2 separate regions of the Homo sapiens genome follow, and region 1 is linked to region 2. Evidence: chromatin loops called from intact Hi-C (ENCODE). Cell type or tissue: body of pancreas. All regions are shown on one strand. Each heading gives the region's core, and the rest is flanking DNA. Links, peaks and the distances in the headings are about the cores only.

Evidence for each region. A loop is a pair of places that touch in the nucleus more often than their neighbours do. Peaks named below come from ENCODE experiments on the same cell type or tissue, not always from the same donor. Only the 100,000 strongest peaks of a DNase experiment are listed, where the experiment ranks them.
Region 1: it touches region 2 in a loop (3-fold over the local background); 101 of 110 quality-filtered maps call a loop at or near these places.

What each region holds. Positions count from the first base shown.
Region 1 is chr15:90,141,878-90,144,781 of GRCh38, forward strand. No RefSeq gene overlaps it. Among named protein-coding and RNA genes, the nearest start is that of IDH2, 41 kb to the left of the region's middle. RefSeq lists enhancers at 1-114, 1,664-2,198. In body of pancreas, for the core only: a CTCF peak has its summit at 1,451 (motif pointing right); a DNase peak (open chromatin) is centred at 1,524; H3K27ac peaks cover 1,636 bases.
Region 2 is chr15:90,219,960-90,222,863 of GRCh38, forward strand. SEMA4B (semaphorin 4B) reads left to right here. Exons shown (of 14, transcript NM_198925.4): 5 at 1,023-1,134; 6 at 1,408-1,521; 7 at 1,655-1,806. Among named protein-coding and RNA genes, the nearest start is that of CIB1, 13 kb to the right of the region's middle. RefSeq lists an enhancer at 1,404-2,242. In body of pancreas, for the core only: a CTCF peak has its summit at 1,515 (motif pointing left); a DNase peak (open chromatin) is centred at 1,482; H3K27ac peaks cover 987 bases.

The sequences.
Region 1 (2,904 bases), core at 304-2,803, 78 kb before region 2:
TGCAAGCCAGGGACGGGTGGGGAGTGGAGCCCGTGGAGGATGGACAGCTGGACCATGTGAGTTTCCATTGTGTCGGGGGGAACGTGTCACCCAGAGGTCTCTCCAGCAGTCTCCCCACCCCCACCCCTGCAGATTCCACAGGACCAAGGGCTTCCCTGGACAAGGGCCTGGTCCTTGGAGTCTAAGGCAAGACTCCAATCTCCACAGTTGCCCGAGCTCTCTTCCCTGTTTGGGACTTGGGAACGGGAAGATTTGGGAGGTGAAGAGCTGGGACTCCCTTTGGTGGAGAAAGCTTGGGTTTCAGCACTGACTTGGAGAGACCAAAACAAAGGGTTTTTGGCCAGGATAGAGTGATTCTCAGGAGGAAAGGCAGGAAAGCATTTCCCCATATTCAGGTAAGGAGAGAGAGAAAATTAACAAACTGTTGCTGTGGAGGGAGACAAACACCTTGATAAACTCAAGAAGCTGGTTACGGGGATCCCGGCAAACCCGCCGGCGCAGAGCACAGTAGTGGAGAGGCCCGGGGAATCCCAGCAAAAAACACCCCACCGGCTGGGCGCCGCGGCTCACACCTGTAATCCCGGCACTTTGGGAGGCTGAGGTGGGCAGATCACAAGGTCAAGAGTTCTAGACCAGTCTGGCCAACATGGTGAAACTCAGTCTCTACTAAAAATACAAAAATTAGCCGGGTGTGGTGGTGGGTGCCTGTAATCCCAGCTACTTGGGAGACTGAGGCAGGAGAATCTCTTGAACTAGGGAGGCAGAGGTTGCAGTGAGCTGAGATCACACCATTGCACTGCAGCCTGGGTGACAGAGCAAGGCTCCGTCTCAAAAAAAAAAAAAAAGACAAAAAGAAAAACACCCCACCAACCAGCAAACAAAACAACAAAAACCAAGGAGGAACGACCAGGAACAGTGTCTGTAGCCTCAAATGCCTTTATACCAGTGACGGTGACACCACACCGTGGGGCCCTGCCCCCAATCAACTGAAAAATGAGGCAGCGACAGTTGTGGGAAGCCATCAGTGGGAGGAGACCAAAAGACTAGAGTGGTTTTTTTCTGCTTTGTTGAAATACAATTGACAAATAAAAGTATACATATTAAAAGCATACAACGTGATGACTTGGTATATGGACACGTGAGATGATTATGACAATCAAGCTGATTGACACACTCATCACCTCCCATAGTTACCGTTGTTACCCATTTTTTTAAAAAAAACGAGAACACTTTAGAGGTACTCTCAAAAGATTGTTTTGTAAAGTTGTTTTTAAAGGTTGGGATCACCCAGACTCTAATTCAAGTGACCTTATGGGAGCCCGGGAAGACAGGATTGTAAGCAGGTAAAGGAAACCTCCACAATTCTGTTTCTTGGTGAGGAGAAAGCCTGTCTTGAAGGAGGTGTGGAGGAGGCGGGGGCCGGCAGCCAGTTGACGAACAGCCAGAAGGTGGCAGTGTCTACCTGGGGAGGGGCAGTGGGCTGAGCCCCTGGCTGGGGCGAGTCCTTTATCACACCACAGCCAGGGCCAGCTGTGTGCAGCCCCAGATTACTCCTTGACAAGACTCAGTCCCGCCAGGCCCTCCCCGCAGGCCTGTTTTTTATGCTGGTCTGGCCATGAGGTAAGGCTGGATAGGGACAAAGTGCCCGAGCATGACAGCTGCCCAGGCTGGGCCCAGTTGCACAGCTTGGGTGGCCCTAGCCTTCGAGCTCTAAATCGAGTCTCCTCCTACTCCTAGCCCATGGCAGTCGGGCCCCGGACATTCTCCTCACTGCTTCCAGGATTCTAGAGGGCTTTCCAGTGCCCCTGGCCCCAGTCCTGCAGTGTTGACCTCCTGAGTCCCTGCCTCTCACTTCCCGGTGATGTCCCTCTGCTCTGTGCCCATCCTAGAAAAAAAAAAAAAAAAAGCCCTCTTTCTATGCTTTCTTTTTTCTTTCTTTTCTTTCTTTCTTTTTTTTTTTTAATGAGACAGTCTTTTTCTGTCACCCAGACTGGAGTGCAGTGACGTGATCTCAGCTCACTGTAACCTCTGCCTCCCAGGTTCAAGCGATTCTCCTGTCTCAGCCTCCCGAGTAGCTGGGACTACAGACACCCGCCACCACACCCGGCTAATTTTTGTATTTCTGGTAGAGATGGGGTTTCACCATGTTGATCAGGCTGGTCTTGAACTTTTGACCTCGTGATCCACCCACCTTGGCCTCCCAAAGTGCTGGGATTACAGGCGTGAGCCACAACGCCCGGCTTTTTCGTATTTTTAATGGAGATGCGGTTTCACCATGTTGGCCAGGCTGGTCTCAAACTCCTGACCTCAGGTGACCCACCCGCCTCAGCCTCCCAAAGTGAAAGTGCTGGGATTACAGGTGTGAGCCACCGTGCCCGGCCTTTCTATGCTTTCTTGTCACATGAGCTACAGCTTTTACTGAAGGCTTGGGCAATAGAGGGGTGTACTGGGGTGTACTTAGTAGGAAAACAAACCATTTCAAAAAGAATAGTACAGATCCTGTTCTTAAAAGTCCTTTGAGGTCTGGCATGGTGGCTCATGCCTGTAATCCCAACACTTTGGGAGGCCAAGACAGGCAGATCACAAGGACAAGAGTTCGAGACCAGCCTGGCCAACATGGTGAAACCCCGTCTTTACTAAAAATTAAAGAATTAGCCGGGGGTGGTGGCATGCGCCCGTAGTCCCAGCTACTCAGGAGGCTGAGGCAGGAGAATTGCTTGAACCTGGGAGGCAGAAGCTGTAGTGAGCTGAGATCGCACCACTGTACTCCAGCCTGGGCCACAGAGCAAGACTCCATCACCAAAAAAAAAAAAAGAAAAGAAAAAAAAAAAGTCCTTCGAGGCTGGGTGCAGTGGCTCACTCCTGTGATCCCAACACTTTGGGAGGCTGAGGCGGGCGGATCAC
Region 2 (2,904 bases), core at 263-2,762:
TTCTGTAGCATAGACCCCTGAGGAAAGGCAGGGCCCAGAGGGAGGTTTCTAGGTACCACTGGCCTCCAAGAGCCCTGAGGTCCCACACCCTGGCACAAAGCGCAGCCCTGACAGCCATGTCTCCCTGTGCGGGGAGGCGGGGGCACATGCGGTCACTTACCCATGAAGATCCTGTGCCACCCAGGCCTTGCTGCCCTCTTCTGCTTCTTCCAGCATCTCTCCCTCTCCTTTGCTTGATTCTCTTGTCTTATCTTGTACACCCCCTCCTCAGCACACACCCCTAGCAGAGGGTGGCATTTGATGCTGTGGGTTGGAGCCCAGCTTTGGGGTCAGACACACCTGGGTTTGAATCACATTGCTGCCCCTTCCAGGCTCACATCATTTTATTTCTTTTTTCTTTTTCTTTTCTTTTTTTTTTTTTTTTTTGAGATGGAGTCTCGCTCTGTCGCCCAGGCTGGAGTGCAGTGGCACGATCTCGGCTCACTGCAAGCTCTGCCTCCTGGGTTCACGCCATTCTCCTGCCTCAGCCTCCCGAGTAGCTGGGACTACAGGTGCCCGCCACCACGCCTGGCTAATTTTTTCTATTTTTCGGTAGAGAGGGGGGTTTCACCGTGTTAGCCAGGATGGTCTTGATCTCCTGACCTCGTGATCCACCCGCCTCGGCCTCCCAGAGTGCTGGGATTACAGGTGTGAGCCACCGCGCCCGGCCAGGCTCACATCATTTTCTAAGCCTCACCTCCTCCGCCAGGTGGGTCTGATAATGTGTCCCGCGTCGGGTCACTGTGAGGCAGTGTGGCACTGTGTCTGGGTGAGGCCTCTCCTGAGGCCGACTGTCCAGGTTCAAACCCTTCGGCACCGTGTCCTGGCTGAGGAGGACGGCGTCCCTGACACCTGACCCCTTCTGTCCCACACACCTCACCTGCCTGCAGAGTTGCCTTCTCCTGCACGCCTCTCTCTTTCTCACCAAGCCTGCTCCTCATTCCCTGGAGTGCCCCTGAGCCCATGTGTCCACCCTCCTGCAGAACATGGAGAACTTCACCCTGGCAAGGGACGAGAAGGGGAATGTCCTCCTGGAAGATGGCAAGGGCCGTTGTCCCTTCGACCCGAATTTCAAGTCCACTGCCCTGGTGGTTGGTGAGTGTTGAGGGCAGGATGGCTTCATTGAGGTTCCATGTAGGGGCACACAGGGCTAGAGGGCTAGCTTTGGACAGGCTGAGTCCATGCCATGCTTATTTCCAAGGGGACAGAATGGCCAGGGGCTTGCCTTGGGTTTGGTTTTTCCAAGTTCCAGCTTCCTTCTCTGCCCACCACAGGCAAAACGGGCAGTGCTGGGGTCACTCTGGGCCCTGAGCAGGGAGAAGGGGCCGTGCTGAGGAGCCCATTCCCATGGGAATGTTTTCTTGGCAGATGGCGAGCTCTACACTGGAACAGTCAGCAGCTTCCAAGGGAATGACCCGGCCATCTCGCGGAGCCAAAGCCTTCGCCCCACCAAGACCGAGAGCTCCCTCAACTGGCTGCAAGGTGAAGTCCTCTTGCCACCACCCAGAGGGCAGGGATCCTGTTCACCCAGCCCTAGAAGGGGGCACTTTCCCCCAGCTTGGCCTGTCTCCAGGGTTCCTGGGCTGACTCTGAGCTCCTGACCTGGTCCCTACAGACCCAGCTTTTGTGGCCTCAGCCTACATTCCTGAGAGCCTGGGCAGCTTGCAAGGCGATGATGACAAGATCTACTTTTTCTTCAGCGAGACTGGCCAGGAATTTGAGTTCTTTGAGAACACCATTGTGTCCCGCATTGCCCGCATCTGCAAGGTGAGGGGAACGGGCTGACAGGGTGGCCACCCCAGGGACCTCAAAGCCTCCACAGCTGCAAGATCACCCACATCCATGCATGGCCTTTCCCATCCCGCCAAGGAGTACAGCTTGGCTAACAGCTTTTCTCTCTCACCTTTTAAATTAAAATATCTTACTACTTTTTTCTTTTTTTTTTTTCTTTTTATTTTTAGACAGGATCTTTGCTCTGTCACCCAGGCTGGAGTGCAGTGGCACGATCACGGTTCACTGCAGCCTCGACCTCCTGGGCTCAAGCAGTTCTCCTACCTCAGCCTCCCGAGTAGCTGAGACTACAGGTGTGCGCCCCCATGCCCAGCTAATTTTTGTATTTTTTGTAGAGATGGGGTTTTACCACGTTGCCTGGGCTGGTCTCAAACTCCTGGGCTCAAACAATCCACCCACCTCGGCTTCCCAAAGTGCTGGGATTACAGGCATGAGCCACTGCACCCAGCCATTTTTTTTCTTTTCTTTTTTTTTTTTTTACTTAAAAAATGTGAAAATAGCCGGGCATGGTGGCTCACGCCTGTAATCCCAGCACTTTGGGAGGCCAAGGTGGGTGGATCACCTGAGGTCAGGAGTTTGAGACCAACCTGGCCAACATGGTAAAACCCCATCTCTACTAATAATACAAAAGTTAGCTGGGCGTGGTGGTGCACGCCTGTAATCCTAGCTACTCAGGAGGCTGTGGCAAGAGAATCGCTTGAACCTGGGAGGTGGAGGTTGCAGTGAGCCGAGATGGTGCCACTGCACTCCAGCCTGGGTGACAGAGCAAGACTGTCTCAAAAAAAAAAATGTGAAAATAGAAAACTGTACACACAAAAATCACTTACAAGTTAAAGAGGCACTGTAGCATCAGCTGGAGAGCACAGACCCTGGAGGCCAACTGCCCAAGTTCAAACCCTGCTGGCCTAGGATCTTGGGCAAGTCCCTCACCCCCTCGGTTAACAGTTTCCTCTTCTGTTAAATAGGAAGAATAACACTGACCTCAGAGTTGTTATGTGAATTATTAATCCACGCAAAGCTCTTAGAAATGTGGTGGGCAGTGACTAAATGTGAACTATGAATGTTATTACCCCA